Regions from separate parts of the Mus musculus genome. Here region 2 is linked to region 1. Evidence: chromatin loops called from intact Hi-C (ENCODE). Cell type or tissue: gastrocnemius. All regions are shown on one strand. Links, peaks and the distances in the headings refer to the core of each region. The heading gives the core; the rest is flanking DNA.

Evidence for each region. Hi-C counts contacts between places; a loop is a spot of excess contacts. Peaks named below come from ENCODE experiments on the same cell type or tissue, not always from the same donor. Only the 100,000 strongest peaks of a DNase experiment are listed, where the experiment ranks them.
Region 2: it touches region 1 in a loop (3-fold over the local background); 17 of 42 quality-filtered maps call a loop at or near these places.

What each region holds. Positions count from the first base shown.
Region 1 is chr2:179,965,914-179,981,757 of GRCm38, reverse strand. Taf4 (TATA-box binding protein associated factor 4) reads left to right here and starts at 5,112. Exons shown (of 15, transcript NM_001081092.1): 1 at 5,112-6,345. The coding sequence starts at 5,112. It overlaps 4921531C22Rik (RIKEN cDNA 4921531C22 gene), which reads right to left and starts at 4,905. Exons shown (of 2, transcript NR_033782.1): 1 at 4,566-4,905; 2 at 2,745-4,309. In gastrocnemius, for the core only: no CTCF peak of the experiment used is centred there; DNase peaks (open chromatin) are centred at 6,313, 6,641, 6,975, 7,694 and 2 more places; H3K4me3 peaks cover 3,519 bases; H3K27ac peaks cover 4,230 bases.
Region 2 is chr2:180,037,770-180,053,613 of GRCm38, reverse strand. It overlaps Psma7 (proteasome subunit alpha 7), which reads left to right and starts at 11,150. Exons shown (of 7, transcript NM_011969.2): 1 at 11,150-11,336; 2 at 14,135-14,261; 3 at 14,765-14,889; 4 at 15,427-15,549. The coding sequence starts at 11,241. Ss18l1 (SS18, nBAF chromatin remodeling complex subunit like 1) reads right to left here and starts at 11,131. Exons shown (of 11, transcript NM_178750.5): 1 at 10,746-11,131; 2 at 1,074-1,150; 3 at 221-305. The coding sequence starts at 10,814. In gastrocnemius, for the core only: CTCF peaks have their summits at 8,059 (motif pointing right) and 11,072; DNase peaks (open chromatin) are centred at 10,477, 10,882, 11,160, 11,587 and 1 more place; H3K4me3 peaks cover 3,202 bases; H3K27ac peaks cover 2,636 bases.

The sequences.
Region 1 (15,844 bases), core at 4,042-12,041:
CAGGGACAGTTCCCTGTCCTGTGCTGACTCCTTTCCAGAACCTGTACCTGAGGGCGTGCTCTCGAAAGCTAGGCAAATGTTGTATCATTTCGCCCACCCGGAGTTTAAGGTGTGATCCAAAGGTGAGTTACTCTTGTCATGTGGGAAACACAAGCCTAGCTTATCAACTTTTGTAATCAATGATTTTTTAAAGGCTTATTTATTATATATAAGTACACTGTAGCTGTCTTCAGACACACTAGAAGAGGGCATCCTTTCTCATTACAGATGGTTGTGAGCCACCATGTGGTTGCTGGGATTTGAACTCAGGACCTTCAGAAGAGCAGTGAGTGCTCTTAACCACTGAGCCATCTCTTCAGCCCCTTATCAATGATTAAAAAAAAAAAAAAAAGCAAAACAATTCGGGGGTAGGTGTTAAACTGCATTTTGCACCAAGTCTGTAGCTGACACTGGGGAGAAATGGCATTTTTACAATGTCATGATTGTGTCCCACTTCATTCAAGAGGCAGGCTGTCTTGATGAACCCAGAGCTCACCAGAGCTCAGCTAGTTAGCCAGCTTGATCTGGGAGTCTGGTCTGCCTCCTGAGTGCTGGGGTTACAGGTGGCTGCCACCCGTGCTTGGCTCTTACAGAAGCTGTGCAGATCTGAACCCAGCTCCAGCTTGCACAGTGAGCACCTGGCTCACTCAGGCATCTCCCATGCTCTCCTCCAACTTACCCCAGTTACGTTTAAGATTACCCGACTACGGGTCTCGTGTTTTTCATTTGTTTCATACTGAGGTACTTTTTATTTTATGTGTAACTGGGTTCTCTGTGAACCCTGGCTGTCTGCCTGCCTCTGCTGGGATTCAAGGCATGTCACCACCCGACTTGCATTTCAAATTCTGAGTGGTCAACCATTTGGTCACTTGGTCCCCAGCTGGTGACGCCTATAGGAGGTGGAGTCTAGGCAGATGAAACAGGATGCTCAGAGGGGAGGCCTTCAAGTAGGGCTGCCAGGTCTTGCTTGCTTCCTTCTTGTGGGTTACAATTATCCTCAACCTCCTGACACTGCAAGCCATGGGCTGTTCTCCTGCCATGTCTGCTCCTGCATGCTCTTCCTCACTGAGGCTCTTCTGCCAGGCACTCTCTCACAGAGAGGAAAAGTGCTGGGCTCCACCCTCTTCTTAGGGTGCATCCTCAGTGACTGAGGCATCTCACTAGCTCTTCCTAACCATGCCAGCCACCAAACCTTAAATGTGATCATTCAACACTTAACGGCACTAAGTTTTCAGGGACGTGAGTTGAGGTTTGCTGGGGTTTTGCTGTTATTGTTGTTTATTTTTTATCTTTCAAGACAGTTTTATGTGGACCAGCAGCTCTCCACATTATTATGTAGCTGAGGCTGGCCTTGAACAATTCCTGCTTCCACTTCTGAAGTGCTGGTACTATATGTGTGTACCACTATACTCTGTTCCAAATTGAGTTAGGATTTTATAAACTGGACATGTGAGCTGAATGGGGGGTGGGGGTGGGGGAGGCAAGTTTTATTAGAAATCAACCAAAAAGGAAACCCTCAGGGAACCACCGGATAGAGCAGAGCGACAGTGCACCTCGCAGGAGGTATGGCTGCCTTTTCCTGGGAAGTGAGGCTGATGATGAAACACTCGGGAGGTGGAGGCTCGGGAAGCCAAGTGCAGGCATGCTGACAGGCTGGGCTCCCTCATGCACTCTGAGTAAGCTCCTCTGAGCTGAACTGTAAACCCGGTCACACAGCTATAGTTAGTCCTTTGTGGGAGTCAGCCAAGAGAATGTTGTCATGAGTCATTCTGGAGTTTTATAGACAGCTGGCTCTGGAGACCGGGGTTAGTTTCAAAAGGAGAAGGCAGGAGGAGCAGACACCAGACCCATGATGTCCATTGACGTGTGGACAAAAGGATAGCTAACCTCAGCATGGGAAGAGTGCTACTAGTGCCCAGCAACCTTAGTGTCTGAGACTTGGCTTTATACCCTTACCAAGAGTGAGACCCAGCCACAAACTTAAGCCTTCTAACCTCAGTTCCTCTTTGGCCTTGCAGAGAGCACTCAATGCATTAGTCCTAAGACTGGTGGCCACCCAAGCCTGGTCTCAAGCAAAGGAGTTGCAGTTGTAATGTGTTAAAAACTTTTCAAAGTGATCTTGGAATTTGGTAGGTCCCAAATCCAGGAACTGGTATCACTAGAAGATGAGAGGTACCAGCTATGTGAAAGGCTGACAGGATGGAATGAGCCTATCAAGGCTAGCATGTGCAACACAAGATGCTCTGTCAAAACAAAATAAAGGAGAGACCATAGCCAGGTGAGTCCAGAGATGGCTGAAGCTACCACAAGGTAAGGGTGCCTGACACAATCACCCAGAAAGCAGGAACCAGTTTGAGGTCTCCAGCTACCATCTAGTGTGCACTCTTGCCTGTGTCTCTGTCTGTCTGTCTGTCTGTCTCTCTGTGGTGCGTGCATGTATGCATGGAGGTTAGAGGTCAGCATCAGGTATACAGGTGTATTCCTCAATCATTCTTATTTTTTGAGACAGGATATTTCACTACACTTTCTGGGCCAGTGAGACCCAGGAATACTGTGATCCCCACCTCCCCATAGCTGGGATTACAGATGCATGCTGCTATACCCAGTGTTTTCATGTGGGTACTGGGATTCAACTCATATCCTATCATTTCACCAAGCGAGCCATCTCCTTATCCCTCCGCTTTGCCTTTTTTTTTTTTTTTTTTAATTAAACATCTTGTGCTGGTGAAATGGTTAAGCAGATAAAAGTAGTTGCCATATTAGCCTGATAAAAATTTGATCCCTTAAACCTATGGTGGCAGGAACCTACTTGCAAAAGGTTGTCCCCTGTTTCTACAAAATGGGTGTTTTATTTATACTTTATATTTAATGATTCTTCCTTTTCTCTTTTAATGCTAGTTCAAACTATGAAAGTCATAATGGCCTATGGCAATGTATCAAAGGGAGAGACAATTTAAAGAAAATTTGTTCTTCAGTCTCCAGAGTGACAAAGGTTAAGGCTTTAATAGTGTCTACTGCCCCTTGCATATAGATTTTGAGGAGGGGAGGAGACTTTTTAGCTCCACCCACTTCAGTCTTAAGAGCTCTGCACTTGAAAACAGCTACCTGAAAGATGTGTGGCTCCCACACTGGGCTCTGCAGCAAGGAATGAAGGGACTGGTGGGCACAGACCCTAAACCCTGCACCTGTAACTTAAGTCTTGGTGGCTCAGGGGCTGTGTCATTAGCAGATGCTTAAGAATGGAAGGAGGCTGTGTACCGTGGTACCAAGAGGCCTGTGAGCTCCAGAGCCTGGGCTTTGCTATGGCTCTCATTGTTGTGCTCCCTGTCACCTAATGGCTTCGGGGTACAGGCTACTGTACACCTAACTGGTGGGTCCCATTAACCGGCATCAAGAGGATTAGCAAGAACCTTCTGATCCTTTGGTCCACTTTAAAATCTTCAAACCATTATCAAGAGTAAAGAATTCTGTGACTTGTGGCTGGGGGCTGTGACTAAGTAGTGTCCCACTCACTCAGGATGATGCTCTTGGCCCTGAACGTGTTCTCCTGTGTCAAAAGAAGACTCGTGGGTTTTATTTACAACTGTGAATTTCTGTTCCTTCTAGTGTGTGTCAAGCCTATACTGGCTTCTAGCACCCAACCTGCTTCCTCATTGTCTCTTTCTTTTTACTGGCTTTCCAAATCTGGAGGCTGATGTTCAAGAACAAAATTTCTGTTATTTAAGGATTCCCAAGCACACTTTGCAAGTGAGGGCACTGTGGGGTTTGTTTGTTTGTTTTGTTTTTTGGCTTCAAGGCGCACAGTTCCTTAGGTAGACTATTGCTTAGAGGACAGCTGGGGTAGGGTGGGGTTTGTATAGTAGTTATATAACTCATTTAGTTTAAAAGGCTGGGACAGGATCAGCACACAGGCTGAGAGTTTATACTCTGCTTTTGAGAGAATAGTTCTCACCTCACCTTTTTGATACAGGGCCCCACAAGACCCCCAGGCTGGCCTCCAACTAAATGCATAACAAAGGTTGAACTCCTTTTCCTCCTGCCTTCATCTTCCGAGTGCATGGAGGGTGTGTGTGGGTAGTAAAAGCTGGTGGGAAGAGTCTCTTTCAAGGCACGAAAGGAAAAAAAAAAAATTACAGTGTCAAATTCCTCATTCCCCAGTGCTGGATCTGTGCAGACCGTGGCAAGTCTCTTCAGAGGTGACGATGATTCTAGGAAGGTCAGTTGCGTTGAGGTCCCCAACAAGCTTTGCCATCTGGAATTTGTTTTCGGCCTTTTCAAAAAAAAAAAAAAAAAAAAGGAAAGACGAAATCCATAGCGATGTCCAATAAGACGGCCTTTTGGTTAAGAAAACACCCAGAAAGAAAGGGGAGAAATGGTAACGAAAATGTTCCTACAAAGTGCCAGCAAGCATCAGTTTAGAGGATTTACAACCAACCCCCCCCTCCCCCACGAGAAAAGTAAATAAAGAACAAATCAGCTTCCGGATGTCCAGCTTCGTCCGGGGTGTGCACGGCCCTCGTACTAACCGCTGTAAGTCAGGGGAGCTGACCCGTCGTGTCCGCGGCGTCCTCTGCGCACCTCTCCGCCCCGAAAGCGCCTTCGTGCCAGGACTCCTGCTCCTCTCTGACCGCCGGGGCCCCGGGAGCGCCCGCGCAGCTGTCACCGCCCGCCCTGGCCGCAGCCATTTTGGAAGGGTGCAGACAAAGGGCGAACCCCGCAGCCGGCTGCCGCGACCCACCCGGCGCCTAGAGCCGCCGCTCTCCCGGCCCCGCTGCCATTCCCACCAGCGCTCCAACAGCCGACCAGCACCCAGCGCCTAGCCTGCTCCCCGGCCTCTGGCGCTCGCAGCCATTGGCCGCGTCTTTTAAGAGCCCGCCGCAGCCAATCGGAGGCCACAGGGGCGCGGGCGTGGGCGGTGCGTGTCGGCGCGCCTGCGCAGTGGGCCGCCCCTCCCCCCTCCCTGCGCGCCGCGCCCCCGCCCGCCCCGCGCACCGCCCCCCGCCCCGCTGGAACCTCCTCCTGCCCAGGCGCGCTCGGCCGAGCGGCGGCGGCGGCGGCGGCGAGGAGGAAAGATGGCGGCGGGCTCGGATCTGCTGGACGAGGTCTTCTTCAACAGCGAGGTGGACGAGAAAGTGGTGAGCGATCTGGTGGGCTCGCTCGAGTCGCAGCTGGCGGCCAGCGCGGCCCACCACCACCACCTCGCGCCGCGCACGCCCGAGCTGCGGGCCGCGGCCGCCGGCGCGCTCGGGAACCATGTTGTGAGCGGCAGCCCGGCCGGAGCCGCGGGCGCAGGGCCGGCCGCCTCCGCCGAGGGCGCGCCCGCAGCGGCGCCGGAGCCGCCCCCCGCAGGTAGAGCGCGGCCGGCGGGTGGGGGCCCGCGGCGCCCGGGCTCCAGCTCACCGCGCCGCTTGCTTGTCCCCGCAGGGCCCGCGCCGGCGCCCGCCAAGCTGAGGCCGCTGCCCGAGGCCAGCGCGGGGCCCTGCCCCGCCGCCGCTGCCGCTGCCGCCGCCACCGCCGCCGCCGTCGCGGGGCCGGATCCCGCCGCCGCCGCCCCACCCGCCGGCCCCGGCGCCTCCAAGCCCGGCCCGCCTGGCCCGCCCGGCCCCGGCGCCGCGCAAACTTTGAATGGGAGCGCCGCGCCGCCCACCGCGCCGCACGCCGCACCTGCTGTCAGCCCGGTCAACAACGGGCCCGCGCCGCCGCCCGCCGCCGGCTCTGTCATCCAGGCGGCCCCCGCGCCCGCCGCGCCCTCGCCGCCCGCCGCGCCCGCGCCCGCCGCGCCCCCGCCGCCCGCGCCCCCAGCGCCTGTCGCGCCAGCCCGGCCGCCCGGGCACCCCGCCGCGCCCGCGCCCCCCGTGTCACCCGCTGCCGCTGCCGCCGCCGCCGCCGCTGCCGCCGCCGCGCAGAACGGGGCCGCTCCTGCCCCCGCCGCGGCCTCCGGGGGCGCCGCGGGGTTGGGCCAGCCGGGCGCGGGCGCGCAGGGGGCCAAGGCCGAGGCGCCCAAGCCCGGACCGGGGCCCGGGCCGGGGCCGGCGGCGGCGGCGGCGGCGGCGGGGGTCGCGGGCGGGGGCGCGGCGGGCAGTGTGCTGCTCGGGCCCGCCATGCCGGGCGCGCTGCCGGGGCCTGCGCCCGGGACCCCCGCGGGGCTGGCGAAGGGTGCGGCCGCGGCGACCCCCAGCCTGCCTCGGACGCCGGCGGCCACCACCGGCGCTATCCGGGCCACGCTGACGCCCACCGTGCTGGCCCCGCGCCTGCCGCAGCCGCCGCAGAACCCGACCAACATCCAGAACTTCCAGCTGCCCCCAGGTGAGTGGCAGCGCGCGGCGGGAGGCCGAGGGCGGGTGCACCAGGCTGCCCTGGCGTTCCAGGAAGTTCTGGGCTGCATTCTGGGACCGTGCCCTAGTCGGGTGGCCCGAGAGGCCGAGGGGCGGCCCCTGCCCAGGTGACCTGCCAGTTTTGAGGGCGTCCCAGTCCTGGAGCTCCCAGATCCCTCGGGGAACTCTGCTGTCCCATTCGGATGCTCTGGGCTACCACCGTATAGCCGAGGGGCCCTTCTCTCTCCTTCCTCAGGTGAGGTCAAGAGAGGGCGAACCGACTACTCACGGGCATGCTAATGAAGTCTGTGGAAGGCGGCATGGGCTTTCCTGTTGCCAGGGAAGCCGGTTGGGGACTCCATGCTGGGAGCAGGCGTTTAGTGGTCATCAGTGCCTGAAAGTGGACCCTGGGTGTTTTTTGTTGTTGCCATCCCTGGAGGTCAGTAGGACACTTAGTGCGTAGGGGTCTGCGGATGCAGGAGATCATGGTGATGTGGATTCTGGGACACAGGAGCTGTCTCGGCTCTTGCAGATTCCACACATGTTCTGACTCTGTTGTCCTCGAATTCCTAAGGGTCCCTTGGGTTTGTCGAGTGGCTCCTTTCCTCGCTTGTAGCCTGCTTTTGTTTGAGAGTCCTCTGCAGGAGTGTTCCCACAGAACCCTGGGCCGGAGCAAGCCCTGTGCGCTCCTCCGGTATTACACGGTGACATGTGCAAGCAGTAGTAGCAGCGCCGCCCGCCCGCCCGCCCGCCGCGGTGGCAGTAGTAGAGAATTAGAAAACATGCTGCTACTGTGTCCTCTCCTGTTTTCTTAAAAGTGGTTTGGGTCACGTTGAAAGACCTACAGCATCTTTAGAATTGGGTTTTGCTGTGGAAGTCAATGAGGATTGGGAAGGCTCATCAAAGGTCCAGAGATACCTGCCCTATCTATGGGGATATAGGACCCAGAAGTGTTTGAGAGGTTGCAGGGGCTGCCATGCTCTGAGGAGGCGCTGGGTGTGACATAAGGCCTAGGAACTGCAGATGTCTCTTGCCACACATCTGGGGTTTGCTGAGAAGTGAGCAGGGTGTGTGTGTGTGTGTGGGGTGGCTGTGTGTGTGTGTGTTTTGTGTGTGAAATTGAAATGCCTTGTTCATTATCTTCATTCTGACCTCTGGGTGGAAAGTATGGCTGATATTTATAGTTTAAGATGCATTTTGTGCTTGTAGTCTGCTGTTCGAAATGCCACAGTACTTTAACACGGACTTCCCCAATGCAAGTATGTGCCCACATTGTCCTTTTATCAGGAAAGCTGGCTTAGTCAGGTGCCCATGGCATCCTTCCATAGCAATCCTGGCTTACCCTGGCTCCTTTGCTTTTGAGTGCTGCACAAGTGAAGTCCGTCTCCCTGGGAGAAGGACGATGTCATTTGAAAAGGGCATTGGCTGCTGTCTGCACCACTGCTGCCTCCTTTTCCAGGTCAGGTTCAGAGTTGGCGTGTAGAGCAGAAGATAACTCCTTGGGGGAAATGTAAACATGTTCATTATTTGCACGTCTCTGCGTCTGCGTCTGCATCAGCCCCCATGCTTGTGCTGGAGAGTAGGGCAGAGTCTGGTGTGTAGCAGACACCCAGAGCTCTGCTTCAAAGTCCCACATGCTTTCTAAAAAAGAGAAAACTCACACCCATCCTCTGTACCCCTGGCTTCTGTTGCTGTTTTGATAAGGAGTGCTGATTGATTACCTTACTTTAAAAACACCCAAAGCTAAGCTAATGTTTGGTGCTTAAAACCATTACCACCAGTGCTAGAAAACCGACATCTTTTTAAACAAGACGGGGAGGCGTAGTCAGAGGATGCAAGCATCCTAGTTTTGTCCTGTAACTGCGTAGGCAGAACTTTTTCTAACTGATGTTCCTCCTTCATTGATAGCTTTTATAATAAAATATACTCAGGAAAGATGAAAATAGGTTCTAATAAAACGTTGTTTAGCCAATAGCAGCCTTTGCACGGTAAAGTGGAGAGAGAGGGGGAGGCAGGTTTCAAGGCTACACATAGGTGTCAAGTGGAATAGCATACCATTGGCAGTTGAGAGGAGTGTGAAAAGGGCTGAGTCCCTCCCAGTGCCCTCATGAGAGAGGTCATGCTGGGGGAGGGGAGGGACACAGGCTTCACCCTGAGGTCTGTGAGATCAAGTTTAATCTTCAGCATTCACCAGGAACTTCTAATAAGTACCTTGAACTTGTTTTTTAATTTCTTTTATTTTTTTAAGCAACCGGAGCCCCGATCTTCCCTGTCAGGACAAGTTTCTAAAGGGACTGGGATGTTACTGTGGTTGTGACTTGCTGGTGGTTTGCTGGTGCCAAAGTCTAAGTTTGATCCACAATGAGAGCTTTAGATAGTTCTCAGATTGCTGGATGGCAGGTGCACATGTCAGGAGGAGATAGAGGCATGTCACAGTGTGACTATAGTTGTCAAAAGGGCAGGTGAGAGAACCTCAGAGTTAGTGTGTGCTCTGGTGACTTTGAGAGTTCTGGGTGAGGATGCTGTCCTGCAGGCTGTTTTTCTAACTTGGCAAATTAGCATTTTCTTTTACGTGTGCTCATTCTACCTTGGTATTGAATTTACTCTCATGTTGCTCTAGAACTTGGCTAAATCATAGGTTCTCTGTGTAGGAGCAAACATTCCTTCTGTTGGCTTGGATGCTGTGGCTCTGGAGTGACACAGGTGTCAGGTGCTGGTTCCCACACGTGGATGTGGATTAGTGGCTCACCACATTTGGGTCTGCCTGAGTTGTTGGGCAGATAGATTCTCAGGCAGCTCAGGGTGGAGTTCTGGAGGGGTTATGGGCTGGGGTTCTGAAGGCCAACTTTGGCAGCAGCAACCAAGAGGAACATTCTTGGAACTTTAGCTTTTCTTACTCGAGGTCACAGTTGCTGTTTGCTTATGGAGCCTCAGTTTGTCTGACTGTAAAGTTTGTCTCTGCTGAGTGAATAGGAAGTTGTCCATTGCCCCACAGGATGAGACATGGATGGGCACAGCTGCACTTTAGTCCTAGTTCCCTGATCCTTTCCCTGCTTGAAGGATGGTAACAGTCTTTTTAAGGTTAGTTTTATTCCAGTGAAAAGTCTTACCCAGTGGACAAGAAGTTTGGGGCAGGTTGTCTTGCTCTGAGTGGACAATGCTGGGGTGGCCACCACCCACAGAGCCACATGCTACCTATGGGAGGACCTCACTAGGGCCTGGCTTTAGGCCAAAGGTTGTAACCTAGTTTGCTGCTGCTGCTGGAGGAGGAGGAAGAAGAAGAAGAGGAGGAAGAGGAGAAACATTTTGGTAACCATAACTCGGGCAGTGGTGCACTTTGGAAGACTAGGAGTGGGTCTCCTTTCCCATCAGATTCACAGCTGGCCTGTCATTGTCATCTTCGGGCAGTGTGGTGATGGGATGATGACTGGCATTTGCAGCTGTTTTTGGAGCTGTTCAGCATTGTTGTGTTTTGGTAGTAGTAGAGGGTCTGTGAGCATTTCAGGATGGTGGGCTCATCCACACTTCATGCTGTGTGTTCAAGCAAAGGCTCTGACCTTGGGGAGAACCCATCATATCAGCTCAACTCTTTGTTTTGGTTTTTAAGAGGCAGGGTCTCTCATTAGGTTGTCTGGGACTCTCATTCTATAGCCCATGTAGGCCTTGCTTGAGGTCCTTCAGTTCTAGCTTCCTGGGTGCTAGTGTATGCTGTTATACTTGGCTTATTGGTCTCTATGTATATGCACTGCACTTCTGGGCAGATTCTTGTATACTAGGGCTCCTAAGAAGAGTACCCCCTGGCTTGGGTAGGAATGAGTGAAGGAGGGAAGATCGGCCACTGGGAAACCTCTTCACAATTGCCCCAGAGAGGCCACTGGATCAGAACCATGTCTACCTCACTCAGCCCCCTGCCCTGAATGGAGTGGCTTGGTGGGGTAGTACTTAAGTCAGGGTGTTCCAGGATGCTTTCAAAGACTGCCTCTGTGTAAATGTGCACTTTCTTCCACTTACAATGTAAATTTGGAAACAGCTTTTATAAATAGCAGGTTATATCCGGGCTGATCAAATCATTATAGCTGCTTTTTTTTCTTTTTCTTTTTTCTCTTTTTGCAAATCTTGAAGCAAAGATGTAAAGTTCTGTAGAAACTGCCTAAGGTCTGAAGCAGTTTGTGGAGTTTGAAGGAGCAACTTTGCTTTTCTCCATGAGCCTCTCCTTGCCTGGTCTGGGATGCAGCTGCTGTTCAGGGCTGTTGTTGGCAGTCTTTTAGTCAGGCCTTGGCTAGCACTAAAACTGCTAGATTAAGTTAAGAAGATGGGAGAGGGGGGCTTTTGTGTAGGAAGTCTGGGTGCTGTGCAGCTTTGTGCCTGTGCTGAAGCCAGGGTTACCTGGATGTTGGTTTGAGTGCAGTTGGGCCAGTTCTTTAGAACTGCTTGGCAGATCAGGCACTGCACAGTTATGTCTAAGAAGTAGGAGTTTTATATTTTATGCTAGGGCTGTGAAAGTTTTGGTTTTTTACCTTCTTTTGAATATTTGTACCAAAGACATAAGAGCTTGAAAATCTTTAAGAGCTAACATTGCCCACAGTTAGAATCCACTTTTACCCTGTTCTTTTGTGACCTGTCTGCCCAAGCAGCTTGCTGCTGTGTATGGGGCCAGTGTGCTGCATGCAGACCTGCAGTTTGCTCTACAATCATGTTCTGGTAGGAGGGGTTGCTGGAAGCTAGGCCTTTTGCCACTCTGAGAGTCTGTGAAGTTCGGGAGAGCCTTTTCCTCTCCTCCTGGAGCTTTAAGCACACTGTTAGTGTGTGTGCACATACTGTGTTAGTGTGTGCACAGACTGTTAGTGTGTGCACACATGGTGTGTTAGTGTGTGCACAGACTGTTAGTGTGTGTGCACATGGTGTGTTAGTGTGTGCACATACTGTTAGTGTGTGTGCACATACTGTGTTAGTGTGTGCACATACTGTTAGTGTGTGTGCACATGGTGTGTTAGTGTGTGCACATGGTGTGTTAGTGTGTGCACATACTGTTAGTGTGTGTGCACATGGTGTGTTAGTGTGTACACATGGTGTGTTAGTGTGTGCACAGACTGTTAGTGTGTGTGCACATGGTGTGTTAGTGTGTGCACAGACTGTTAGTGTGTGTGCACATGGTGTATGGGTGCATGTGCTTCAGCACACATGAGAAGAGTGGACAGAGGTGTGGACAGTCAGTCGTCCCTGCTACCTTTCTGTGGGTTTTGGGGATCAAACTTAGGGTGCCAGCTTGCAGAGCATAGCAGTGCCTTTACTCACTGGGCCGGCCGTCTCTGTCTCCTTCCTGAGGTGTTGAGGGACCATTTTGTAAGGTCCTGTCCTCTGAGTGGTAGAGTGGCCCTGAGGAAGGCACCGGTTTCTGTGGGCTCAAACTTGCAGGGAGTGCACCTACAACATGCAGGTGGGTGGTGCTGATGACCTTGGGTTTTGGAGTCATTGCTCTGGGGGACTTCTGGTTCTTGTGACAAACTGGATATCTGGCTTTAGAATGAGACCTTAGTAGTGAGTCTGCTGTGTGGATCTGAAGGCGTTTAATTTGAGGGACTGAGGTCTTAGTTGATGCTGAGCAGCAAAAAGAACTGAGCCCTCCCCATCCAGGGCTACTGCCTAGAGCTTCCTGCAGAGTCAGACCTGGGGTATGCGGCCCAGCGCACAGGCCCCGGCAGAGGCTGAGATCTGACAGCACTTTTCAGAAGGTGCTGGCAGGGACAAAGGAAGGGTCTTTGGCTGATGACCTGTTACAGAGTGGCAAAGAAGGGAGGGAAAGAGCCTGCTTCTTACTTCCTGTGTACATGGGGATGGGGGCTTAAGATTCAGTTTTTCCCTGTGTGTACCAGTTTGTATTTGCATGTGTGTGCATAGTATATGGTGTCTCCCTACCCCCTTAAAAAAGACAAGGTTGCTCATGGAACCTAGGGCTTGATAAAGCTGTAGCCTGGCTGCCAGCACAGCTCAGGGGTCCTCCTTTCTCTGCCTCACCAGCTCGGAGATGGTAGCGGAGCTGCCATGCTTGACTTGTTCAGAGTGTGCTTTGGGTTAAACTCAGGTCTTCCTGTGTGCACAGCAAGTATTTTACTGCCTGAACTATTCCCCAGCCCCTTGCTTTTCAATTAACCTATTCCCACTGTGGTGTGTGTGTGTGTGTGTGTGTGTGTGTGTGTGTGTGTCTTACAGCTTGATAGAGAGGCCACAGGTTATTGGAAGGTGTTTCTCACCTACCGACTACCTTTTTGTTGAGAAGGGTCTCTCACTGGCTGGTACTCAGCAAGTAGGATGGACTGGCTGGCCAACAAGCCCTTGGGATCCATGGACAGTGCTTGTCTAGTGCTGGGTGACAAGTGCGTGCCCTGGCTGTTTATATGGGTACTGGGGCTCAGACTCAGATAGATCCTCACACTTATGCAACAAACACTTCATCAGCTGAGTTCTCCCCCAGCCCTCAGGATTAGTCTTTGAGAGACTTTGGGTCTTAGCAGGGGAGCCCTGACTTGATGGCTGCACAAGTTCCCACTCACAGCATGGCCTGCTTGGTGCTCAGCTGACCCTGTGAAGGGATTCAGAGCATTACTGTCCCTCAAGCAGTGGTTGTTTGAAGGTGTTTGAAAGAAAGCCTTTCGGGCTGACTTGTTTGGACAGGGTCTCCATGTGTAGCCCAGGATGTCTTACCCCTGCCTCTAAAGTGCTGTGTGGAGTTACAGGTATGGAGCACCACACCTGGTGGTTTCCCTGCCCCAGGGTTGCAGGGCATTAGTATTTTCCAGCCTGCTTTTTCTGATTTTTTTTTTTTTTTTTGAGTCAGGGTTTCTCTGTGTAGCCCTGGCTGTCCTGGAACTCACTCTGTAGACCAGGCTGGCCTCGAACTTAGAAATCCGCCTGCCTCTGCCTCCCAAGTGCTGGGATTAAAGGCACCACTGCCCGGCGCTTTTTCTGATTTTAAGTTTGTATTTACTATAGGAAGTTGCGAAGTTAGTGAGAGGAAAATAAGTCTTTTGTCGTTGCTCTTTGCCTAGACTTTCCTGTGAGGGCTGACCATTTCTGCCTCTTCTTATGATATATTTGATATCATAAAGTTAGAACCTTCCCCTGCCCTGCTGAGGAGTGTGGCTAGCCTTGCCTTGCCCTCAGGTTTTCTGTGCTCTCCTAGCCCTCATTGGTTTTTGAGGCTTTGTTGCACTGCGGGCACCTCAGCCTGTGCAGACCCTGTGCTGAGGTGTCCCAGCCTGCTGTAATGGCCCACCCTTACTTTCATATCTCCACATATACCTGCATATCTGATGGTTGAGCATTTTCTAGGCCTTGATAGAAATTACTTTGCAGGGGCTAGGCCAGTTTACACTTCAATAAGCATTGCCAAAATATGACTTTTTTTGGAATCAGTAATAACGCATAGGGCCTATGTAATTGTCCTTTGATTGTGTCTGTGACTCAGCTGGTGTGGGTCTTGTTAGTGTGGTTGGTGCTGGGGCATGCTGGCTGATCTCACTCACTATGTACTTGCAGAACTGCACCTAAAAATACATGCTGCCCCGTGAGCATGCTGAGTCAGGGTCTCACAGCTGCAGACCCCGGCTCTTCTGGCATGGCTCTTGTGTGGGGCCAGGTACTTGACAGAGGAATTTCAAAATATATTTCTGGCTCTCATGGGTGCCTATGGCCAAGAGGTGATGCTAGGCAGGGAGGGCCTTCCTGGGAGTGAAGAGAGGGGCCAGCCATACACCGTCTGTCCAGGGAACGACTGGGGAAGGCAATGGGCGTGGGAGAAGGGTAGTAGGAGGTGAGGCTGTGTTGGTTTGGTCTAGGAATTGAGATTTCTTTCACCTGGGAACCAGCTGTTGAGGGTTTAGTCAGGGTAGTGACAGAATCAAACTTTGTTTTGTGGTCCCTTTTGGGTCTGTGAGCTGTGGAATACAAAGTTGTTGTGGGGGCTGGACAGAGGCAGAATCCTAGTGGTGGTGTGAGCTGAGCATTAGTGGGGCTTGCTCATGGCTGCAGCTCTGGGGACTGGTTAGGTGGTCTTGTCAGTGAGTCTGATACATGGGCCATACTGATGGATGACCCCTGGGTGGAATGTGCAGGGTTTGATGTGTTATGTCTGAGTGGGAATGTTGGGTAGTGAACATAATCCGGAGCCCAGGTAGAGGAAAGGATTTGAGAGTCAAGAAGATTTGGTGGCCCTTATGATCATGGTGGGAAGATCTATGGGCATGCCCTGCACCTGGAAGCAGTGACTTGTTTCTGGGGTAGGCTGTGGAGTCCCTCAAGCCTGGGGTGGTTTGGGAGGAAGGTCTCCTAAGCAGACAGGGGTGAAGAACCAACTATGGGGGGTGGGAGATGGAGACATAGATAGACAGTGTCCTGGGACCCTTTTTGTTATGGGGACCAGTGCTTCCTGTTTGTCCCTGTGACTGGGCTCTTTGACATTGTAGGTGGGCTCAAGCCCAGCCAAGCTGCCAAGTGTGTCTGCTGCCTTAGGCTCCATACTGTGTACTGATGTTCTAACTTTCAGTCTGTGGCCTGTCTCTGAACCTTGAAAGTCTCTTAGTAGGGATATTTCCTGTGTGAAGGTGCTGAATAAACAGGAAAATGCCCTGCCAGAGACCCAAAGGCCACTGTGAGGAGACTTGGCAGCTCAGTGTGTTGGCAGCTTTTAGTGACCTGCTTGTGGTTCACTTTGAAGTCTGTTTTTGTGCTTAACACATCTGGCAGGGAGTGGGCTTCTATAGGGAATACTTGGTGTCTGCATCTGCTTAGGGGAGTGCTCATTGTGCTTAGGAGTCAGGGCGCCTGTTTGGTGCAGTGACTCAGTGTGTTCTCTAGCCTGGGCTCTGTCAGTCTCACAAGACTCCTTTGATTTGAGTTCTTTGAGTTCTGTTCCACCTTGCAGCTCCTGTTTGTAGCCGAGGGTCCCTGGCTGATAATGCCCATGAGATAAGTTATTGTAGTCATGCCAGCTGCAAGAGCAGCAGGCAGTGGGCAGGGGCTTCCCCTTGTCCTTAAGTCTTGTCCCAAAAGCATCATAACTCTCTTTCTCTAATTCCAGCTGGGAAAATTTGGTAATTGGCTGTTCCTAAGTGCAAAGAATATTGGGGAATTGGACCTGTACGATGGGAAAGCAAGGGGAGGTCTGAGGGACAAGGAGCAGGCCCTAGGATATGGCAGAGTTGGCAAGAGGGAGTCTAGGGAGGCTCAGCTTCAACTTCAGATTCCTTGTGCTAGAGGTGGAGGGAGTAAGAGACTATTGCTGGTTGTGTTTGGGGAGCAGAGCTCTGTAAGACTGGAGTGCAGTTTACTAATAGACTATCCTCTCCATTCTAGAGACACTTGGTTAGCTGCATTCCATACAGGACCCTGCAAAGTTTTTCCTGACACTTCTGGCAAGTGGGTGGAGCCACGATGGTGCCACTTAGGGAAGAATTTAGTTTAGCACTGAGGAAACTTGGATCAATGTGTGTGAA
Region 2 (15,844 bases), core at 4,703-12,702, 71 kb before region 1:
CTCTCTTGTCAGTTACAACACTCACCCTTAACATTCCCAGGGTTGGTCCTGGGGCCACCTCCCTAAACTAAGTAGTCTAAGTCCCAGTTCCTCCTGTCTGCCACAGTCATTTATGACCCCTCCCGGAACCCCTAATTTCTGATGCCTCCATAGCTCTGGGCTGCTGTTGGTCACCTGTCTACCTGAGGTGACACGTGCAGAAACCGGCTGCAGTACCTACCGCGGGAAGCAGGGACTGCATGTTCTGATTGGAGTCTGCTATGGTGGCTAGGTAGACCAGGTTCCGGTGCAGGATCTGCTGGTACCTGTGGAGGAGCAAGCACACAGGTGAAGCTGCCACATCCAACGCAGAGCCAAGTCGAACCGAGTCAGCCTTGGCCTCCGGCCTTGCAGGACAGCGAACACTGACACCTAGGCCAGGCTGGAAATGGGCAGCTGGCCGCTCTCCAAAGTCCAGCAAGGGGTCAGGTGCAGCCAAGCCCTAAGCAGGCTCCTGTTTCATGACTGAACCCCTGAAAGACCCTGAGGTGTGAGCCAGGAGGAAGGTGGTTGATGGGAGAGGAGGAGAGACCTGGAGATCATGGCAGGGCAACAGGGAACACAGCCTTGCTCCACAGAACCAGATGTGAGGCTGACCTCACAGAGCAGACATCCTGAGGTGCCCTGGAAGGAAACAGGAAAGGCCCAGGGGATTCAGGCGCCTCACCCACACGGCACACCAGGCAAGGTCTCACTTCTCTCCAACCAGCTGCACAAGGTGAGGACCCAGGAGACCCAAGGCCTCTCGTGAAGGTGAGAGCTAGGTCTGAGGTACTCTGCCCACCCAGAGGCACAAGCTGCCTTCTGGTTGGGTCTACTACTGGCCCCATGGGTGGAGGCTGTAGAAACACCTCTCCATGTTCCCCATTTGCCTCTTTCCCCCAAGCCCTCATGGGAAGGCTTTCCATGCCACTTGTTCTCCGGGGCCACCTCTGACCTCCCTCTGCTCTGCACCAAGGAAGCTTTCCCAGCACGTGGAGAAGGCAGTCACAGAGCCCGGGGCGGGCCGGGTCCTGGGCCGGCACGTTACTCACTGCGTGCACTCGGCGGTCTTGCCCTTGCTCTGGTAGTCCAGGATGCACTGGATCAGGTGGTGGTTCTCATCCAGCATCTGGGGGGAGGCAACCAGGGTGCATGCAAGGTCACTCAGCAGCTGGTTCGCATCTAGGGCATCAGGACCCTTGGGGAGCGTGCTAGGGGCACACACTCCAGGTCCTGGTCTCTACCTACAATCACAATTCCACAAGAGCGCAGAGGCAGCTTATAGGGGCTCTAGGTCTTGGCTCCTACCTAGAGAGCTCCACAGACCCTCAAATCTCAACTCCACAAGAGGGCAGGGCCAGCTTACATCCATCCCTAGGCCAGTGAGAGAAGCCCAGGAAATGCACGGCCAGTAGGAGGCACTGTAGATACATAAGGCTAGGCAAGACAATGAGAACACTGACCTCCCTGAGCCCTGAGGACATGAAAGGAAGGGGGCAGAGGCCCAGGCTACACTCTGCAGAGGCTGGCACTTTTCTGAGACTGTCTTACACATCATATAGGGTCTGGATTAGAAGCATGGAGTGGTATGTGAATGGTCAGGCATGAACATGCTAGAGGACAGTGGGCTGCCAGAAATGTGGTGCAAGCCAGAGTCTCTGTTCTAGGGAGAAGGAAGCTGACCCTCCCTCCAACAGGCACAGCCCACACTGGTCAGAAATGCAGATCCCAGGCCTGTACCTGCCCAGGTGGATGGTACACGTGGTAGCGCTGGGAGGCACTGGGCTGAGCTCCAGAGGTATCCTGGATGTGCTGTCTTGTCTCTTGGAGACTGTAGCACACTCTTCCCAAACTCAGTCATGTAAGTCTGACCTCCACAGCCCCTAGGGCGGTTCTGGCATGTGCTGGTTCTAGTGACCAGTAACACTGGGTGGGGTATCAGGGACACTGGGCGTGAAATTGCTTGTGAGTGAAGGGGGCCAAGCTTATGGACAGGCACGGTACACAAGGGTCTTCTGTCGCCTGATGGTCCTTGAAGGGCATCTGAGAAAGGCAGAGGGAGGGATGGGAGGGGACAGAAGAAGTGTGGCAAGCCAGTGGGCAGAGGACAGCCAGCAGGCACAGCTCTGAGCCACTTTTTACCTGGAGTGACCAGTGTCCCTGGGGGAGGACGCCAGGAATACCTGCCACTTCCTGTGCCACACAGGGTCTGTACTCAAGCGCTCACACCAGGCAGGCCCTTCCTCCACCTTCACAAAAACACACACTTGCCCTGTTCCTTTAGGCTGCCGGCTGCCCTTCCCTCTACTTTGCATTGTGGGTCCCTGGACCTGCCCTCTGCCTGAGACCAGCTCACACCTCAGCCTATAGAACCTCTCCTCTGTCCAGCTCCTTACTTCCTTTAAAGCGCCTCCTCTCCACTGTTTTCCTGGACTGAGTGTCCACCAGGGGGCGCTGCCACACAGAAGCTGCTTATGATCTAAAGGGCAGGTAAGGACTTTCACTCACCTCTCTCCCCGCACACCCCCCAACACACACACACAAGCAAGGCTCCCAGAATCCTCTTCTTCAAACCCTCACTCTCAAGGAGAGGCTCTTCCCAAGGACACAAAGTAAAACCCCTACAGCATGTCCAGGTTGTCATGAAAGCCACAACAGCCTAAAGGAAGATGCAGAGCGGCTGCTGACAGCTCTACGGTACAGCCAGCCACATAGAGGGACAGTGCCGATTCACACAGAACTGAGCATTTGCAAGCACTGAACTGGTGTCGTTTTAAGATTTGTTTCTTAGTGCTGGGCAGTGGTGGCTCATGCCTTTAATCCCAGCACTTGGGAGGCAGAGGCAGGTGGATTTCTGAGTTTGAGGCCAGCCTGGTCTACTGAGTAAGTTCCAGGATAGCCAGGACTATATAGAGAAACCCTGTCTCGAAAAACAAAACAAAACAAAACAAAAAAAGATTTGTTTTTTTTTAACTATGTATGTATGTTAACTTGTGTGCTAGTATGTGTGTGACGTGTGCAGGTACCCAGAGGGGCCAGAAGAGGGGGATCGCATCCCCTAGAGCTGGAGTTACAGGTGATTGTGAGCTGCTCAATGGGGGTGCTAGGAACTGAACCTGGATCCTCAGCAAGGGCAGTACATGCTTCACTGCTGAGCCACATCTCCAGCCCATGCTTTCTTAAAACAGCAAACAGGGTGCTGGCTTGCTTAGGTAAGACCTGGACACTGGTGGGTGGCCAAGGCTCAGGACAGGGCTGTCCCCTGCCTGTACTCTGCTGGCAGGGATGAGGGAAGGGAGAGCCACCACTGGAAGGCAGAGAGCATCTCAGCTGTCACACAGGGACCTCTCCCAGTCTCAACAGGGCTGTTTATGATGGCCAGCATCAGCCTATGGAGGAAGCCTGTCCTCCGGGTCAGACACTAGACCCAAAGGCTGGGTGTACAGTCCAGTGGCAGCGCATCTGCCTAACATGTGGAACTCCAAACTGATCCCACAGATTGGGTCTCAATGGCCAACACTTGGAGCAACCAAGATCATGAAGAAAACATCAACTCAAAATTCAGAACACAAGAATAAAGACAAGTTACTATATAAATGAAAGATCACAGAGCTACTTAAAATTAATATAGGGTGCTGGGCAATATAGGTGCATGCTTTTAATCCCAGCACTTGGACACAGAGAAAGGCAGATTTCTGTGAGTATAAGGCCAGCCTGATCTACACAGTGAGTTCCAGGACAGCCAGAGCTACACAGAGAAACCTTGTCTCAAAAAACAAAAAAAAAAAAATATGGCTGGAGAAATGACTCACTGATTAAGAGAACTAAATATTCTTCCAGAAGTCCTGAGTTCAATTCCCAGCAACCACGTGGTGGCTCACAACCACCTGTAATGGGATCCAATGCCCTCTTCTAGCATGCAAATAGAGCACTCACTCCCCTCATCCCCACTCTGTGTGTGTGTGTATATATATATATATATATATACACATTTGCATATATATGTGTGATATATATATATATACAGAGTTTACACATATACACATATATAAAAGCATAAATAAATCTTTCTAAAAAATGGTTGGGTATGGGTGGCTCATGCTTTTAATCACAGCACTCAGGAGGCAGGAACAGGTAGATCTCTAAGTCGAGGCCAGCCTGGTCTGCAGTTAGTTCCAGCACAGCCAGGGCTACACAGAGAAACCCTGTCTCAAAAAACCAAACCAAACACAAACCAACAAATAAAACCAACACAGACCTCCAAACCTCTGCCACAGCAGCCATGCACAGGTGTGCTAATATGTGGAATAAAAACCACAGAGAGGCAAAAATCAAACCAAACCAAACCAAACCAAACAATGCGTGCCAAGAACACCAATAGCAGGCAGAAAGAGTGTCAGAAATTGAAGGCTAACCTGGTCTACATTGTGGGTTCTAGGCCAGTGGGAACTACACAGTGAGACCTTGTTAAAAATCAAAACAATAGGGATGGAGAAATGACTCGGTGGTTAAGGGTGAGTGCTGATCTTGCAGAGGACCTGAGTTCAATACCTAGCACCTACTCAGAAAGCTCACAAGTGCCCACAACTGAAGGATTACCTAGATTAGACTGGGGTAAGAAGACCCATCATCCACTGTGAATGATTCCAGTCCATGGGCTGAGGTCCTGAGCACAACTGTCCCTCTCATCTCCTTGTTTTCTGTTCCCTTCCATCCTAGAGAAAAACTCTCTAAAGACCAGGATGTGAAAGGGGAGGTGAGATACACTGCATTTTAGGACAGGATTTTCTGAGAAGTGAAACAGTCCATTCTACAGGGACCGTCCTTAAGACAAGAAGTAAACAACTCAAAATAGCTTCAGGAAGTCCCTGAAACTGACCAGACTCACTAGGCCTCAGGAGTATATAAGGAGTAAGAACCACTGAGCAGACTCCCAGACAAACCCACCCACCTGGAAGAGGCTCTCCAATCTGCCGAGCAGTCTGCAGTCTGTGCAGTCTGCCGCAAGCTCCCAGCTTTGTGAGCTGTCACCCATGGTAGAGAAGCCTTTGGTGATGCAGCTCTCTTTGAGTCATTTCCGGGAGGCCGATGCCCGACCTAAGCACACTCCGGGAGAGTGCTGCAGCCCTACTGAACATTCACCCACTGCACAAGACATGAATTAGCTGTGCAAGCTTCCAAGCAGTCCCCAAATCACACACACACAGGCCGTGCACGTGGGAGGAACACACAGCCTTGTAGTCTCACTACCACGCTTAACGCAGATGTCCCGTTTTCAAAGACTACACACGCAGTTAAGTACACGACCACAGGTACAGTATGTTTCCACCTTCCTGAGACAACACGGGTGTCATTTCTGGTCCTGTGCATCTTTGAATACTGAGAAGACTGAGTTAGCTCAGCACAGCACATCTCCCTGCCTCCATGAAAATCTCAGCACTGGGGAAAGGTACACACAGATGGCAGATGACGTTAAAACCCTGCATGTTCAGATGAATCCAAACTGCATGCCACCAACCGCCTCTTTACAGGATTCTGGACTGGCCACGGTTTTCTACCATTTCCTACAGAGGCCTCAGCACTCTTGCAAAACGGGACCAAGATGGTCTGGTCCATCCATACTGCTCAACTGGCTTTAACTCAACATCACCTTCCCTCTAAAAGCAGGAAACTGAGGCCCAAAAGCACGTGTCAAGAAGAAATGATGGAAGAGGATTTGAGCCCAAGAAGCCGGAGCAGCCCTCTTTGCTCTCACACAGTCCAGAGTGTAAACATCACTTTCATTTCCTCAGATGATGGGGTAAGAGCTGCTCTCAAGCTATGCAAATACACGGCTTGGGCTGAGCCCAGAGCATTTCTTTTCTGTATGCTAACTATCCCTATCCCTAGGCCTGGGCCTGGAAGCTTCTAACCTGCATACAATCTAATCTTCCAAGCTGACTGATTCAATCTGCCTGCTCTCTGCTTTTGATTGAATTGTTCTGCTTGGCCTCCTATTCATACCATGGCCTTAGAACATAGGCAATATGTTCTGATCTTCTGGCTCCTTCTCATTCTCTGGCTTGTTCTATTTTCACCTGTGTCTGGCTTCTCTCTGCAACCTGTTTCAGTAAAACTCACACACACACACACACACACACACACACACACACACACACAACCTGTTTCAGTAAACCAATACATACACACACACAAACACACACGCACAATCTTCTTTTCTTCTCACTAATCTTTAAAAAAAAAAAAAAAGATTTATTTATTTGTATGTGAGTACACTGTAGCTGTCTTCAGACACACCAAAAGAGGGCATCAGATCCCATTACAGATGGTTGTGAGCCACCATGTGGTTGCTGGGATTTAAACTCAGGATCTCTGGAAGAGCAGTCAACGCTCTTAACCTCTGAGCCATCTCTCCAGCCTCCTCTCTCATTACTTTTAAGTTGCCTCTCTTTGCTGTGTTGTTTTGTGTGTGTGTGTGTGTGTGTGTGTGTGTGTGTTGCTTGGATGTATCCCATGCCTGACTCATTCTGTCAAATCTTTCTCTGATTTGTCACTTTGTCTGCCCCTCAATTGAACACAGCTTTCAAGCATGGCTGCTTCCTTCTATAAGCTAACCTTCCCTTCATTGTCAGGAAGTGAAGTTGTGGACTAAGAGAGTGTCTGCACTCCAGCCAGCTCATACAGACCAGAAGGTCTTTGGATGTGATTCCTTGCCAGAGCAGCTGAATTAAAATTCCTCTACACCAGAGGACCCCATGTGTACATGCTTACAACTAGACACAATCTGAAAGGTAGCAAATGGATCCTGCCCACAGCCTGTTCTACACAGCATCCCACAGTCCCCCACCCCTCACTCCTTCAGGCCTTTCTCTCCCACACACACTCCATGAACTAGGCTCTGAAGCTTGGCTGCTTTCCTCCAGCTTCAGTTCCGCGCCATTTGCTGGTGCTCATATCTAGCCCTCACTGCACCTGCTGGACACAGTGTGTTCCTCACCTGTAGCTTGGGGACTTTCTGGAAATGTCCCTGGGCTCCAAGCACAGAGATAGTGGTAGTCAAGCGCGATGGTCCAGTAATCTAGGAACATGCCTAAGGCAGAACACCACATACCAAATGGGATAGGTGTTCTTTCCCAAGGCACACAAAAGATGGGGTGTAGGGAGGTGGCGGACACTGAATCCTGCTCCAAGTGACTCCCACTTTGAGACTGGGGAACAGATCTGGCCTTTGGCCAGAGCTGTCTTCTTGGGAGTGTTTCCAGCCAGGCCTCAGTGAGCAGAGGGTACAGGCCTGTGTGTCTCTTTCCAAAGAACACCTGTCCCCACTTCTCTCCATCCAAGGAATGCAAGGATCAGGCTGAGAACCATGCAGAGTGGTTCTCTGCCTGACAGAAAGCAAAGAGGCCAAAGGGCTGTTCCCTCCCCAAGGTGAACTCCAGACTGAGGAATGAAGGGATATCATTCCTTCCCCATTCCAGAGATGGGAGGAGAAACCTTGTGCCCCCCTAGGAAGTACTGTTGCTCAAGAACAGCTACCCAAGAGCCATTACTCTTCCACTTTAATAGGGGACTCAGACTCAGCTCCACACATCATTCACCGTTATGGGGACAGCTCTAATGTTCCAAGCAGCCAAAGTGCCTTATTAATAGGATTGACTTTAGAAGCCTGGACGCTGGGTGTTGGTGGTGCACGCCTTTAGTCCCAGCACTTGGGAGGCAGAGGCAGGCAGGATTTCTGAGTTCGAGGCCAGCCTGGTCTACAGAGTGAGTTAGTTCCAGGACAGCCAGAGCTATACAGAGAAACCCTGTCTCCAAAAACCAAAAAAAAAAAAAACCAAAAAAAAAAAAACCAAAAAACAAAACACCTAACCCCCACCCCCAAAAAAGCCTGGAGACTGGAACCCCAGTCAAAGGAGAAGGACGTGACTCCATAATCCTCTGACCTCCACCTGTACACTGTGGCACATGTACCCATGCATGTAAATAATAATAATAATCAGCAATAGAGATATGTAACTTTTATTGTGTAATTGTTACATGAAACAGCAGGGGGCGTCCAGTGGGCCTTCTAATAGGCATGCAGCCACCCAAATCACTGCACTATACCCTGGCTGGTTGCACCAGGAGCGCACAGTGCTGGACATTGGGATACTATAGCCCTCAGCTAGTGGAGAGAAAGACAGAGTTAGAGTTGGTCCTTGGCCAGTGGTGTCTCTGAGGGCTCTAGCCAGCTGTAGTTCCACTTCAGGATCCCAGGCACACACATTGTCCACACAAAAGCACAGTTCTGACTACATCCTCGTTAGGTGCCAGTGCTCTGTCACAAGGTCACTTGCTCCAGGTCAGGGCAGCTCTCCAGACTCCCACTCTGGGTCACCACTCCCTCCCTGCAGGCCACATCTAGAACGATTCAAAGCTTGCTCAAATTTCCTGACCTCATACTCTTACTTCTATGGAAAGCCCCAAACTTGGAAAGAAGGCTATCTGCAAACCAATGTTTGTTACCTTATAAGAATGGTATGCTTCTGAGAAGAGTCAGAAAAACAGGCGAGGAGATCCCAGAAGAGGAAAACAGAGATCTCATCGCAGACCAAAGGACACCAAAGGCTGTGGGAGCCACCAGAAGCTGGGAAGGTATGAGGTAGCCTCCCCCAGAACTTCGTGAGAGAAGGAAGGCAGCCAGCCACTCTTCACACCTTGACAGAGTGAGTGAATGAAAACTGTTGTCTAATGTCACCTGGGTTGTGGCCAGTCAGGGAAGTTATGGGACACGAATACATTCGCCTAGGCAGAACCTGTGCTATGGATTTTATAGTTTATAGGGTGTACCATGCAAGACTACGGACCAGCAAAGGCCACTTCATTACATGCTAACTCATATGCCACCAGCAATACCTCCAAGTACTACAATGGCCTTGTGACTGTCGAGACAAGATTGAGGAGAGGACATTGCGGGCTGTGACGGTTGAGTAGGATCCGTCCTCCAAGAACGCGCTGTTATTTCCTTTGCTTTCACCACCCACTGGCCTTCTCCTTCTCTGGAACTCCTAGCTCTCCCCAGTGGTCTCATCATGGGCTGGTTAGCACACACACACACATCTTGAGCTGCCTTTGAACTTATCATGTAGCTCAGGCTGTTCTCAGACCGTCTTGCCACATATGCTGCAGAATGTAACTGCAGTGGCGCATCATCAGGCCAGGTCAGAGTGCACGGTTTAAGTACATGACACATCCCCCCTCAGGCCTTCTCAGACTCCCCAGTAAAGGATTCACAGAGACAGGAAGTGAATTGCCAGCCCTACCAGGTTAAGGACCTTGACAGGCTAAACTTAAGACCCACTTCCAAAGATGCACAGGCTGAATTTCTGCCCTGAGCTGAGGTCAGCCAACATCTCCTCTTTGTGATCTGATGTTTGGCGTAGTCCTCCAATACACCTTTGCCTGGAGAAACTGAGGATCTTTGATGAGCACGTTTGACTACTGACTAAAAATGTTGAAGCCAAAAGTGGCACTGGAAAGAGTGACTGTTAAGATCCAGCAGCCAGAGTGCCTGGGCACTGTCTGGACTGCCAATGTGTGGAGTACTCCACCCTCCACCAACCAAGGCTCCTAGTTCATGGCCACACAGACAGCAGCCTGTGGAGCCACACGGAAGGGCTACTATTAGCTTTACCACGTAGCCTCTGTAGCCTCCTTCACTAAGTCACTTCTGCAAAAAGTTAAATGTGGCAAGATCTATAAAACCTGCATTTCTGCTTTCCTCCAATAATCTCCCCTGCTAACTAGGACTTGCCAACAGTGATAACCATTATGTTCCTAAGGAGGATAGCAAGGGTGATCTGGGAAACAGGCGACAAGCGAAGAAAATCCCCACAAGCCTCTGAGGGAGTAGAGAGGCCAATTTCCTTTGGGAACTAACTGGCTCAAAAGAATTCAAGAATTCTGTAAAAGGAACCAGAATTAGGAAAAGCCATCGCGTAAGAAAGATGCCTGGAACCGCGAAGGCAAACAGTAAGAAGCTAAAGTGTCCAAGCCAAAACTTAAAGCTTCCTTTTGTTAAAGACGTCCACACACCCACGCAAACGCCTTCTCTGAGAAACTGGCCCAAACTAAAGGATGAAACTGAGAGACTGCAGGACAAACCTGCGGTGTCTGAAGCCAGGGTGCAGAAGGCGAGGCTCGCGGATACCCAGTGGCCCGAGCGGGGGCGGGGCTGCGCTAGCCTCAAGTCCGCCGCGTGCAGCAAGCTCTGGACAGCGGTGCGGGCTCTGGAAATGGCACGCACACTTTGGATGCGTTCCTTTGTGCAGGGCACCGCAGTACCTCACAAGAGCGGCCAGCTCGCCGCAGCGGCGCGCCTCCAGGCTGCCTGCTCCCCCTTCTCCACTCGCCAAGCATCGCGCAAAGGCGCGCGACCGTCGCTACCACGGCTGTCAGCAGAGCGCGACAAGCCCCCGCCCCGGCTGGAGGGGCCGCGGGCCCTGGCGTCTCGCTCTGTTGCGTCTGCTGCCTGGGGCGCTCTGGGAGAAGAACGCGCAACGCGCTCCGGGGTCCCCACCCCCTGCGGCCGCCGGGCCCCCGCTGCCAGTGCCTCCAGCAAAGTTGGCGCAGGCTTTCCTGGGGGCGCGGGGAGCCGCCGTCAGGGCTCCGTGCGGCGGGCTGTGCCCCGGCTTTGTTCGTGCCCCGCGCCCACCCGCACTCTGTACCCCCTCGGCCATGCCCACCTTCTGGATGGTCTGCTGAGTGACCTCCCCTTTGCCTCTCGGCCGCGCCGACGCGAAGGCCACGGACATGGTGGTGGCGCGGACTCAGCCCGTGATCATTGGGGTTTATTCTCCGGCTGCGCCCCGCGGCCCGAGGTGCCCATTCTCCGCAGAGCGGGGGCGGGGACACGGGGGGCGCGGTGCCGTGGGCTCGCCCGCCTGCCTGTCGCCAATGCGCGCTCGAGTCCCCCGCGTCCCCACGCCTTACGCGACTGCCTCCCAGGTCAGGATACCGCGCGGAGGCCCCCTGCACCCGGCCTGCGCTCTTCGTCCAGCCGGTAGCCGGTACACCGCCCCCTGTGCTGAGCTTCGGTGGTTCCGCCCGCCCTGCCCCGCCCCGCCGTGCCGCACGTCCCCCTGACGCCAGACGCCAGCAGCGTGGCCCGGGAGGGCGGGGCGCTGACGGTGAGTGTGCGCTTTTGAGCGGCGGCGGCCCGAGCTAGTGCGTCCGCAGTGATGAGCTACGACCGCGCCATCACCGTCTTCTCGCCCGACGGCCACCTCTTCCAAGTGGAGTACGCGCAGGAGGCGGTCAAAAAGGGCTCCACCGCGGTGAGCCGGCCCGGGGCCTGAGCGACGGGGTGCAAAAGGAAGCGGGGCACGCAGACCTGGGCGCGGGGGCCGCGCTATCTGCTGGCGGCGGGTGGACCAGGAGGTGACGGGAGCTGAATGGTGACGACGTAGGAAGGGCACCAGGTCGCGGGGACCGCGCCGCGCTTCCCGGAGAGCCGGGCGATTTTTTCTGGCTTCCCCACTGCGGAGCATCTAGGCGAGCGCATCCCCGGGGCTGGGCCGGGGCCATCTTGGTGCTGTGCGCGCGGCGCGGACGGCGGAGGCCGCAGGTGCGCGCGGGCGGCGGGAGGCTGGCTGTAGCCGGCGCCGGCGGGGACTTGGGGATCTGCGAGCTAGGCCCAGGTGGGCGTTGTGAACAAAGGGCGATTCGTCGGCCCTGCGATGGTGACAGGCTGCTTCCGGGTCCGCATGCGCCACCGACGCCGTGTTCTGGTTCCGGTGGGCCCTTCTCACCGCGCCCCAGTTTTGTTCAGTCCTTAGCACTGTTTGGAAAAGGACTCCCCACACCTGTAAGCGCCAGCAGTGAGACAGTTTTAGTTTTGGTTTTTGTTTTTCCCGAGTCACCGGATCTTCCGGAACACACGTGGTTCCGAGTCTTGAAACGCTTACATTTCCCAGGTATTTTATCTCCTTGAAACTAAAACCCCAAAGCTTTTGGTGACCCAATCCACCCAAGAACTCTGGAATGACAGGGCTTGGAAGTGCAGGCCTGTATAATCCTGGCATTTAGAAGGTTGAGGCTCGAAAAATCTCACAAGTACAAAGCCAGCCTGGGCTTCTAAATCTAGAGACCCTAAAGACTTCTAAAACTATAAAGACTCTTTGTGGTTGTGTGTGTGCATTATTAATTTATTATTTTAAAAGTTATTTTTATGTGCGTTTGGCCGTTTGTCTATATGTATATATCTGTGTGAGAGTGTCAGATTCCCTGGAACTAGAGTTGCCATATGGGTGCTGGGAATTGAACCTGGGGTCCTGTGGAAGAGCAGCCGCTGAGCCATCACTCCAAACCCAAGAGATACAGCTAGTGAGAAACCGTCTAACAAAAGAAAAACCTGTGAGGCCAGTGAGGTGGCTCCCTGCACTGCACCTGGTGACATGCCTGGAATCCCAGTCTGGGAGGCAGAGGCAGGAGGATACACTGGGCTTGCTGATCAGTAAGTGTAGCAGAATCTGTGAGCTTCAGGTTCAGTGTGAGACCCTATCTCAAAAAACAAGTTGGAGGGCTGGAGAGATGATTTGGCAGTTGAAGGGTGCAGATCTGTTCTTGAAGAGTACTGAATTTAGTTTCCAGCACCCAGATTCTAAGGATCAAAACTGCCTTACACTTAAGCTCCAAGGGCTCCAGCACCTCTGGCCTCCATGGGCAGCTGTACTCAGAGGCACAGACACAACATACTTAAAAGTAAAACTGCTTTTGACGTTGGAGAAGGGTTGAGGAAGACACCAGTGTATAGACCTCTGGGCTCCACGCATTCAGTAGGAATGTTCTAGAATCTGGGGTGCCTGTCTCCAGTGCTCCCAACTGGCAGCTGCCTGCTGCATCCAGCTAGCTTTGGATCCTGTAGGTCACAGGAATCAACACAGAAGGAACGTGTGAAATCACTCCAGGCCCTTGGTGAGCCTTGTGGGAGGTTCCTGGTATCTGGAGGTCTGGGCCCGGGAATCCTGTTCCACATCAGAGGGAGCTGGCAAGGGGCGGTGCCCTCTACCCAACCACCCTTTCCGGGATTGCTACATTTGTTTCTGTTCCTCTCTTGATTGAAGGGTTAAGTGAGGTTTCCTGGGTTTATTGTGGGGTTTTGTTGTTGTTTTAACAAAATTTCAATCGCTGGATTTTACCAATGAAGACTCAGGAACCAGATACTGGAGTGAAAGCCTACTGGCTCCTAGAGGCAGAGAAGAGCCCAGCTGACCTTCCTCAGTCAGTGTCCCACCAGGAATCCTGCCCCTTCTCATGCTGACTCAAAAAACCTTCAAACTGAATGTCCCTCCTTTCTGCTTCCTTTGTCTCTATCCATCCTCATGATTTCTTCTTACTCTATGGTTTTTGTTTTTGTTTTTAAATAATCTTCACTTCTGGCCAGCTGGTTGCATGTCCTGCCTCTTGACTTTATTTAATCTCGTTTACAATATTCAAGCAGAAAGTCCTTGGGCTAAAGGTGTGAGCTGAGGCTGAACCACAGCTAAAAAAATGTTTTGTCTTTTAGTAAACAACACCATCAACAGTATGACCAAATAGCCTACAAAATTTTTTGGTTTGATTTTGATTTTGGTGCTGGGCAAATGCCATTCCACATCCCCTGGCCCATTTTCCCCTGTCTATACAGGGACCACGTCCTCCCTTCTACAATCGCAGCCATGGGCAGGGGGGTGGGGGTGTCTTAAACAGTGGATTGTGCTTCACTTTGTAGCATACCGGGTCCTGCCAGTACTATGTGCATGCAGTGTGAACAGGCAGGATTGTGGCCTGGGGTTTAGTCACCTCAGGCTTCTACTCAGGGTCTCAGTGATACAGTTGTAACCGCCTCAGTGCTTTGAGGGCATGAAATTGGCATTCAGGTCCTGATAACTTGTCCTGGTCCTCAGGAGCGGATCTGGATCCTCATTGTGGTACAGTTTGTCAAGCGGTAGACCAGATATGGGTGGATTTACTTTTCTGCAGGGCTCCTGCACCAAGCCTATCTGTATGTGCCTAACCCACTCCATTCTGCTGTGTCAGAAAATAATAGCTGTCCTCATACGATTCTTAAAAGTGACATGTATTTTCATTTAAGGTTGGTGTTCGAGGAAAGGACATTGTTGTTCTTGGTGTGGAAAAAAAATCAGTGGCCAAGCTACAAGATGAAAGAACAGTACGAAAAATCTGCGCCTTGGACGATAACGTCTGTATGGCCTTTGCAGGTATAAGTTGAACCAGGGTGGCAAGCAGAGCATTGGTGACAGGTTGGAGGGGATGGGCAGTTGTGACACGTATAAACTGGGTAAATGAAGTGGATATGAGCCGCTGAGTTCCAGGCTAGCCTGGACTACAGAGCAAGAACAGCAGTTGTAGCTTGGGATCTCTCCTGGGGATTCTTGGACCTGACTGCTGCTGTTAGTCATGTCTGTATCAGCAACAGTTCCTGACTCTCCGGTCCAGGAGCACCTGTGGTTGGAGGGATGACAGGAGCCTCCTTGCTGAGCCTCACTTGCACTAGAGATGTCAGGTATCATCCTCAACAGATCCAACCTAAGAAGTCGCAATTCCCTAAACAAAACTGAGTGCCAGCATGACTGCATCCACAGTTGTTCGTGTACTTGCTTCTTGGAACAGCTTGCAGAAGCTGGTGTGCTTTGGGATGTGGCTTGACGTTCTTGACCTTAGTCGTATCCATGAGCTGCCCTGACAGGAACCTTTGTCTCAGGTCTCACCGCTGATGCAAGGATAGTCATCAACAGAGCCCGGGTAGAGTGCCAGAGCCACCGGCTGACAGTGGAGGACCCAGTGACTGTGGAGTACATCACCCGCTACATTGCGAGTCTGAAGCAGGTAGGTGCTTGCTTAGGCACTGTCCGCCATCAGGGTGCTGTGTGACTTCATCTTGCCAGTCTGTTGTCTCTTCTGGCTTGGATTCATCCTGACTCTGTTCTCTGGAGGGGAGTACGAGTATTTGTCTTGCTACTCTGGTTGAGAGGGTGCTGAAAGGCACCCCCAACTCTGTAGTAAGACACTCAAACTTTAGAGACAGCTTATAGCTGGAACATGTCAGCCTGTGTTGAGATGACTTCCAATAATCTCAGCAGTTAAGGACATTAGCTGCTCTGAGGACCCAGGTTCAATTCCCAGCACTCACAAAGTAGCTTACAAGCAGTCTCTAACTCCATTTGTGAGAGATCTAATCCCTCCTCCTGACACAAGACACAACGCACATAAATAAATCTTTGGGTGTGTCTAAGAGGAAGGGGTGCACTAAAGGCTGTTCTCCATCCATCTGAATTGCAGGTGGCTTCCTTTTCTCTCGGCACTAACCACTTGTCTGGCATGAACTTTTGTGGTTGATGGTGCTCACTTTTTTTTTCCTTTCAGCGTTATACACAGAGCAATGGGCGCAGGCCATTTGGTATCTCGGCCCTAATTGTGGGTTTTGACTTTGATGGCACTCCCAGACTCTATCAGACTGACCCCTCGGGCACATACCATGCTTGGAAGGTAAGTCGTTTCAAAACAGTGGAACTTTAGGCTATTGGAAGGTACTGAGCTAGCAACAGCAAACAGATAATCTCTGAGCTTAGTTCTACACGCACTGCCTGTTTGTTCCATGTCGTGTGTATGAAATCGGAACATTCTACATTCCCATTTGGCATTGTATCAATGGGGAATGGGATTGTGAGAGGACCTAGAGTGAAATCTCCCTAAGTGGCTCTTGATAATAAAGAACTTTCACCGGGTGCGGTGGCGCACGCCTTTAATCCCAGCACTCGGGAGGCAGAGGCAGGCGGATTTC